Linked DNA regions of Homo sapiens: region 2 is linked to region 1. The links are chromatin loops, found by intact Hi-C in ENCODE. Cell type or tissue: breast epithelium. All regions are shown on one strand. Region 1 overlaps ATP11A (ATPase phospholipid transporting 11A). Region 2 overlaps ATP11AUN (ATP11A upstream neighbor lncRNA).

Region 1 (4,000 bases):
ATCCTCACATTTTCTGATGAATCACTGTGTGCCACGTACTATTTTAAGACTCCCAGATGTATGATCACATTTAAAACTCACCATTGTTTGAAAGGGACATCCCTGTTATTTTCATTTCCCAGTTGAAGAAATTGAGGCTGGAGAGCTCACATATCTTACATGAAGTAGGGAAGGAATTTGAACTGGAGTTGGCTAACCACAACGTTTTAACTTGGGACACACTTGGAACACTGTTCAGAGCACTCTGTGCTTTACACACCAGCCGGGTGACTAAGAGTCGACCAGGAGGGAAGGTGTGGAGGATGCACTTTCCTGGCAAAAGCAAAACACCTCCACAGCACCGAGCCGAGAGCTGACTGCAGGCCAACGAGCCCGAGAAGTGCAGCGGCTCACCCGTGAGGGCAGGTGGTGAGCAGAGGGCCGGGGAGGGAGGCACCAGCAGCTAACAATCAGCTTTCACGTGAGAAGCTGCCAGGGAGAGTCACCAAATGTGAAGATTAGGCTCCCCATGTCTGAGATTCACTGGACAGAAATAAGCATCCCTGAAATCGCCACTCAGAGAAATCCATCAACACACATCAACATACAGAACACTGCACTCCATCACACCCTCCCAGACCATCCGAAGCCGGGTGCCGGGAGGAAAGAAAAATCCATCAACACACATCAATATACAGAACACCATACTCCATCACACCCTCCCAGACCGTCCCAAGCCGGGTGCCGGGAGGACAGAGAAATCCGTCAACACACATCAACATACAGAACACTGCACTCCATCACACCCTCCCAGACCGTCCCAAACCGGGTGCTGGGAGGACAGCGACATTCTCCTGCCTTCTTGTTTTAACTTTCTTGACCACTGACAAATGCGTGAAGAGGAAGCCTTCCTTACGTGAAAGAGGCAAGTGGCCCACTCACCGCAGCTGGACACGCAGCTCAGCCGTCATAGTATGATGACTAAAATGACCACGTCCATACCAGCAGGAAATATTCTAACCTGAAAACTGGCTTAACCTGTAACTTGCACTGTTGGTTCAATCAAAACCAAATACTTTACAAATGCACAACTCCCCTTTTTCCTTCAGACCTGGTTAAAGTTCTTAGCAAACTCCCCAAATTCAAAATGAAGCCTCTGGATGGTGGATGGGCCTATACTAAACTCCAGGGAAGGACACCCTGAGACCACAGGAAATAAACAACCAATCCTCTTTTCCTGAAGCTGTATAGGTTACCTTAAGCTTACTGTGTTACATTCCTGAGCTCAAAGGAACCTACATCTGCCTAAGCCGTCAACTCTAGCAGGAACCTACAACACCTGCCTATGCTGTCAGTGCTAGCAGGAACCTGCAACATCGCACAGGTTATCACACTCTAGCAGGAACCTACAACACCTGCCTATGCCGTCAGTGCTAGCAGGAACCTACAGCATCTACACAGGTCATCACACTGTAGCAGGAACCTACAACACCTGCCTATGCCGTCAACGCTAGCAGGAACCTACAACATCTGCACAGGTTATCACACACTGTAGCAGGAACCTACAACACCTGCCTATGCCATCAGTGCTAGCAGGAACCTGCAGGAACATACAACACCTGCCTATGCCGTCAGTGCTAGCAGGAACCTACAACATCTGCACAGATCATCACACTGTAGCAGGAACCTGCAACATCTGCCCAATAACCACACCCTTAAAAACCTCCCTCAGCCCATTCTATTTTCCAGCAATGCTATTGAATACAGCCATATTTTTTTCACGATGGTGAAAATACACGTTTCCCACCCATGTGGCAGACATCTCACAAAATACATGTGTTCATCACAGGGAGTAAGCAGATCAAGGATGAGGGCACTGGAGCAACTGTCTGCCAGTCTGAATCTTCCCCAGAGAAGCCACAGCAGGCTAACGACTTCGCCTCTCCATAGAACCCTCTGCACAGGTGAGGTCTGCTGGCACATGTGCTGTCATACACTGTGCTACTGATGCTTAGAAACCTAACTAGATTCACAGGGTGAGTTCTGTATCAGACATCTAGGAAATTCTTGAGTGAGTGCCTCTCCCCTCTGCCCACGTACACAATAAGGAAAAACAGGTGTCTATCTGCAGAAAGTCTCGCTACACAGTAAGGATTGGAAAAACAGGTGTCTACCTGTGGAAAGTCTTGCCATTGTCAGGGGTCAGAATGGAAAATGCTCTTTCTGACCTTCAGTCTGAGCACGTGTCCGAGCCCCCTGAGATCCAGCCACACTGCGGGGAGGCACAGGGCGAAGGCCGGCCGTCACACACGGGGGATACCATCTAAGTGAAATAAAATGGAGCAGGCTGAGACTGCCTCAGGAAGCCGATGTTGCGCTCCACAGGTAGCTGGCATAAGCGGTAGCTTCGCAGAATTATCGTAAGTGGCATCATTTTTACACAGCTGAGCAAATTCTCAGGTTTTCCCTTTTCTCACTTTTGGTCGTCCAGTGCCTGAAATTAATGCTAATGAACATCCAGACTACGAAATCAGACAGCACCTGTCATAAGTCCCCCCACACACGACCTGTGACACCGCGTGCTCACACCCCAGTCTCCCACAGAGACCAGCGCCCGCAGGGGCTCCTCCGTGGGACCACATGCTGAGCAGCACAGACACTAGTGTCTCAGGCGCAACTCGACATGGGAGGTGACAGGACAGCACCCCCTTCCACAGGAGGTGTCTCCCCCACCCCCCAAGGGTTCCCATGCTGCATTTCCCATGCAACATCAGGCCAGGCAGCAGCCATCTCTACATGAGCCTGCACTTATTTTAAAAACCTCCTTTCAACCTGGCACCATCTAGATCAAGAATGAGTGTTCCTGTTTGCCTCCAGGGGTGGCTGCTCCCTGTGGACAATGCGTTCACCCCGCACCACCCATACTTAGGACACGTGAGAAAAGCGCACTGTGGGGAGGGGGAGCACTCCCCTGTGGGGGAAGGGGAGCACTCTTCTGTGGGGAGGGGGACCACTCTTCTGTGGTGGGGGAACCACTCTTCCGTGGGGAAGGGGAGCGCTCTTCCGTGGGGAAGGGGAGCAGTCTATGGAGGAAGAGGAGCGCTCTGGGGAAGAGGAGCAATCTTTGGGGGAAGAGAAGTACACCTCCACAGGGAGCAGAGCACTCTTTACTCCCCTGGACCCGGAACAGTCACTGTGAGGCTCAAAATACCCGGTAAAACATTAAAGGCCCTGATGCACAGAGGCAGATGGAAAACAGTGCAGAGAGAGCCACAAACAAAAACAGCCGGCATCCACTGAATATGGGCAGAGAGAGAGGTGGCTTGGCGGGAACAAACGACTAAGGAGCACGGGCCCCTGAGTCTCCCTGCAGCCCACCTGTCCCAGATCAGCACAGGGACGGAGTCTCCAGCCCACAGTGAGGCTATGGCCTGCCCCAGTTGGCTAGTGCCTCCACCCTCCACCGCTGATGCAACGGGCAGCCTGGAGCAGCCCAGGCCAGGGTAATGGTGCTGGACCATTGTTCTCTGCCCTCCACCATGACAGGTGCCCCCAGAGAGTTCATCTGCCCCACAGCCCCGCAGGGACCGGGCCACCTTCTCCACCCCAGTGTGGCTGCCCAACCCTCCCGACTACAGCTTCTGCCCCACAGCCCCGCAGGGACCAGGCCACCTTCTCCATCCCTGGTGTGGCTGCCCAACCCTCCCGACTACAGCTCCTGCCCCACAGCCCCGCAGGGACCGGGCCACCTTCTCCACCCCCAGTGTGGCTGCCCAACCCTCCCGACTACAGCTCCATGTCCCTCACCTCCCCAGTCCCCAGCCTCCCAAAAAAACATAAAGCTCTGTGGAAACACAGACACAGCAAACAGAGCACTTCCACCCACATCTTAAATCTCTTTGTGGCTTTCTTTGGCTTTACATTAGAAATATAAAGTATTAGAAACACTGACCTAAACAAGCAAACAAGGCCCATGTAAGTGATTCAGACCCGTGCTGTGCCTTGCTTGTTTGGTTCTCAG
Region 2 (4,000 bases), 76 kb after region 1:
TGGATTAAATGAAAAGTTAATGGGTTCTGATTTGTGTAAAATTTACCAATAGCTTTAGACCCCAATCATGAACTGGGGCTAACCTGCCTCAAAAAGAACAAGGAAAAGGTGGCATGGTTTCTCTTTTGATTTAGAAATCTCTGAATTTTCTGATAATGTGTATTACTCCTCTAAAAACATCTTCCAATATTAAATTTTATTTAAAAGTTACATAATTTTTTTTTTTTGAGACAGAATCTCACTCTGTTGCCCAGACTGGAGTGCAGTGGCGTGATCTCGGCTCACTGCAACCTCTGCCTCCCAGGTTCAAGCGATTCTCCTGCCTCAGCCTCCCAAGTAGCTGGGATTACGGGTGTTATGCACCACCATGCTGGACTAATTTTTGTATTTTTAGTAGAGACAGGGTTTTGCCATGTTGGCTGGGCTGATCTCGAACTCCTGACCTCAGGTGATCTGCCTCGGCCTCCCAAAGTGCTGGGATTACAGGTGTGAGCCACTGCACCTGGCCAAAGGTTGCATAAAATTTTAAGCATGTAAAAAATTAGAGGAAAAGTTCATCCATCATTATCAGCTCCTGGCCAACCCTGCTCCACTTCGACTGCGCCCACCCTGCCTCGGTCTGCACTGTTCTCATGAAATTTCAGACAGAGATAATTTCATTTCTTCATTTCCAGCATGGAGACCTTGCCTTTCTTTCTCTCTTTCTGTCTTTCGTTCTCTTCTTATTCTGTACTAACTGTTTTATCTAGAGCCTCCATTACAACATTAAATAGAAACAGGAGAGCAGACCTCCTCCTTCTGCTCCTGAGCTACAGGGAAAGCGTTCAGATTCTTGTCTATAACTGTGGCTTGTCTGTAGATGCCCCTTGCGGGGCTGAGGAAGTTCTCTTCTATTCCCAGTTTTTTAGGCGCTTTATTCTGAAGGGGTGTTGGATTTTCTCAAATGCTCTTTCTGTGCCTATTGAGATGACTACGTGGTTTTTGTCCCGTACTCTTTGGAAGTGTTGTGTTACGTTGATTTTCGCGTATTGAACTGCCCTTGCATTCTTGAGATAAATCCCACTCGGCTGTGTTGTATAATGCTTTTCGATGTTGCTGGATTTGGTTTGCCAGTATTTTTTTGAGGATTTTGCACTGATATTCAATGAGGATATTGGCCTGTAGTTTTCTCTTCCTTTGATCACAAGTCAGTCTGATTTTGGTGTTAGGATGATACTGATCTCATTGGATGAGTTAGAATGTGTTTCTTCCTCTTCTATTTTCTTTCTTTCTTTCTTTTTGAAAGAATTTGTGAAGGTTGGTATTCTTCTTCAAGTGTTTGGTAGAATTTACAAGTTAAGCCATGTGGGCCTGGGCTTTTCTTTGCAGAAAAGTTTTAATTACTAATTAAACCTCTGTTTGTTGTTAGTCTACTTGATTTTTCATTTCTTTTTGAGTCTCTTTTAGCAGTTTCTGTTTTTCTAGGAACTGGCTCATTTTACCTAAGTTATCTAACTTGCTGGCAGAGAGGTCCATCTTCTGTTACTTCTGTTGTGTCCACAAAGTGAATGAAAAGATGGCCTCGTGCTTTCTGAGATGAGCCTCCTCTGTTCTCCCTCACTGTGGTCTGGGCTTTCCTTTCCTTTGCTCTTAGTGTCTCTATCCTGCTTGATTTGCTTCTGATCTCAGCACTTTCCCCCCCAGAACAGAGGTCTGGACAGCTCTGGACATACACACATCCTCATGCACTCCCACACACTCACACATAGACGCAGACACATCCTTACACACACACGGACACAGACATCCTCACGTGCTCCCACACACTCACACACGGACACACACATCCTCACGTGCTCCCACACACTCACACGGACACACACATCCTTATACACTCCCACAAACCCACACATGGACACACACACAGCCTTATGCACTCCTGCACACTCACACATGGACACACACACATCCTTATGCACTCCCACACACACACACGGACATACACATCCTTATGCACTCCCGCACACTCACACATGGACATACACATCCTTATGCACTCCCGCACACTCACACATGGACATACACATCCTTATGCACTCCCGCACACTCACACATGGACACACACATATCCTTACTCCCACACACTCACACATGGACACAGACATCCTTACACACTCCTGCACACACATCCTTATTCCCACACACACGGACACACATCCTTACACACTCCCACACACTCACATGGACACACACATCTTTATGCACTCCCAGACACACAGGGACACACATATCCTTATGCACTCCCACACACTCACACATGGACACACACATCCTTACACTCCCACACACACGGACACACACATCTTTACACACTCCCGCACACCCACACATGGAAACACACACAGCCTTATGCACTCCTGCACACTCACACATGGACACACACACATTCTTATGCACTCCCACACACACACGGACATACACATCCTTACGCACTCCCGCACACTCACACATGGACACACATCCTTACACACTCCCGCACACTCACACATGGACACACACATCCTTACGCACTCCCGCACACTCACACATGGACACACACAGCCTTACACACTCCCAGACTCACACATAGACACACATCCTTACACACTCCCACACACAGGCACACACATCCTTACACACTCCCACACACACACATGGACACACACAGCCTTACACACTCCCACACACTCACATGGACACACACATCCTTATGCACTCCCAGACACTCAAACAGGGACACACATATCCTTATGCCTCCCACACACTCACACATGGACACACACATCCTTACACTCCCACACACTCACATGGACACACATTCTTACACACTCCCGCACACTCACACATGCACACACATCCTTACACACTCCCGCACACTCACATGGACACACATATCCTTACGCACTCCCACACACTCACAATGGACACACACATCCTTATGCACACGGACACACATCCTTACACACACATGGACACACACATCCTTACACACACACCCTTACACACACGGACACACACATCCTTACACACACACTCATGAGTGCACTTGCACACAGGCCTGCATTCACTCACACGCTTCCTCTCGCACCCACATACACAAGCTGCCTTGCTTTACTCAGCTGTCAGAGTTTTTCTGAATCTGGAGAAGGAAACAGCAAGATAGAAAGGGGGTTGAGCCCAGTTTTCTCAGCAATTTCAAAGGGCAGGGAGACCACAGATGATACCTGGGTTACATCTGCCACTAGGGAAGAACTGGAGCATCGAATGGTGGGCATACGGGGAAAGCTTACTTACTTGGTAAAGGCTGAAAAAGAAAATATGTGGGACTTGTAATTATATTTTTAAGGATAAAGCACAACCCTTTTATTAGTGCCGTGATACTTGCTTCATCTGACCAGGGCAGCTGGTAAACTGCAAACATCAGGAAGAAACATTAAACCTGGGAAGAAAGAATTGAGAAACATTTCTTCTCTTAACTCAGCAGTAGACACTGGAGGAGAATCACAGGGGAAGCCTGTGATGCAGAAGCCACCAGAAAAGCACCTGCTGCAGCAGAGGCAGGCTTGGCGAGGCTTCCAGGAGAAGCGCTGAGCGCAGAGCACGGCCCCGTGCAGGGAAAGGGAGCAGCCTGCAACCCAGCCCAACCTGGAGGGAGGTGGTGCACACGCAGCTCTGCCAACGATGCAGGTTCACCAAGTTCCTGCAGGCCAAGGATGTACAGGGTGGGGAGCACATCCGTGTTCACGTAAGCAGCACGCCCCTGACGACGCCCCAGCTGCGAGTGGCCAGAATGCATGCAGAACCACACCTGGCGGTTCCATGTGGGATGGAACTTCGCTCAGCCTTGTTATCAGGGAGAACCCACCAGATGTGGGATGCAACAGAGTGTCCTGTTTGTTAACTGCTGGGACGTCTTGAGCAACGATGATCAGGGTTCACTCCATCTGCCACAGGAGGAAGGTAGCTCCTCATTTGACTCTTC

What was found. A loop is a pair of places that touch in the nucleus more often than their neighbours do. Peaks named below come from ENCODE experiments on the same cell type or tissue, not always from the same donor. Only the 100,000 strongest peaks of a DNase experiment are listed, where the experiment ranks them.
Region 2: it touches region 1 in a loop (16-fold over the local background); 1 of 110 quality-filtered maps calls a loop at or near these places.

What each region holds. Positions count from the first base shown.
Region 1 is chr13:112,740,990-112,744,989 of GRCh38, reverse strand. All of the region lies in intron 1 of ATP11A (ATPase phospholipid transporting 11A), which reads right to left. Among named protein-coding and RNA genes, the nearest start is that of ATP11A-AS1, 12 kb to the left of the region's middle. In breast epithelium, no CTCF peak of the experiment used is centred here; no DNase peak of the experiment used is centred here; H3K4me3 peaks cover 595 bases; H3K27ac peaks cover 1,436 bases.
Region 2 is chr13:112,664,748-112,668,747 of GRCh38, reverse strand. The region is part of intron 1 of ATP11AUN (ATP11A upstream neighbor lncRNA); the gene reads right to left. Among named protein-coding and RNA genes, the nearest start is that of ATP11AUN, 20 kb to the right of the region's middle. In breast epithelium, no CTCF peak of the experiment used is centred here; no DNase peak of the experiment used is centred here.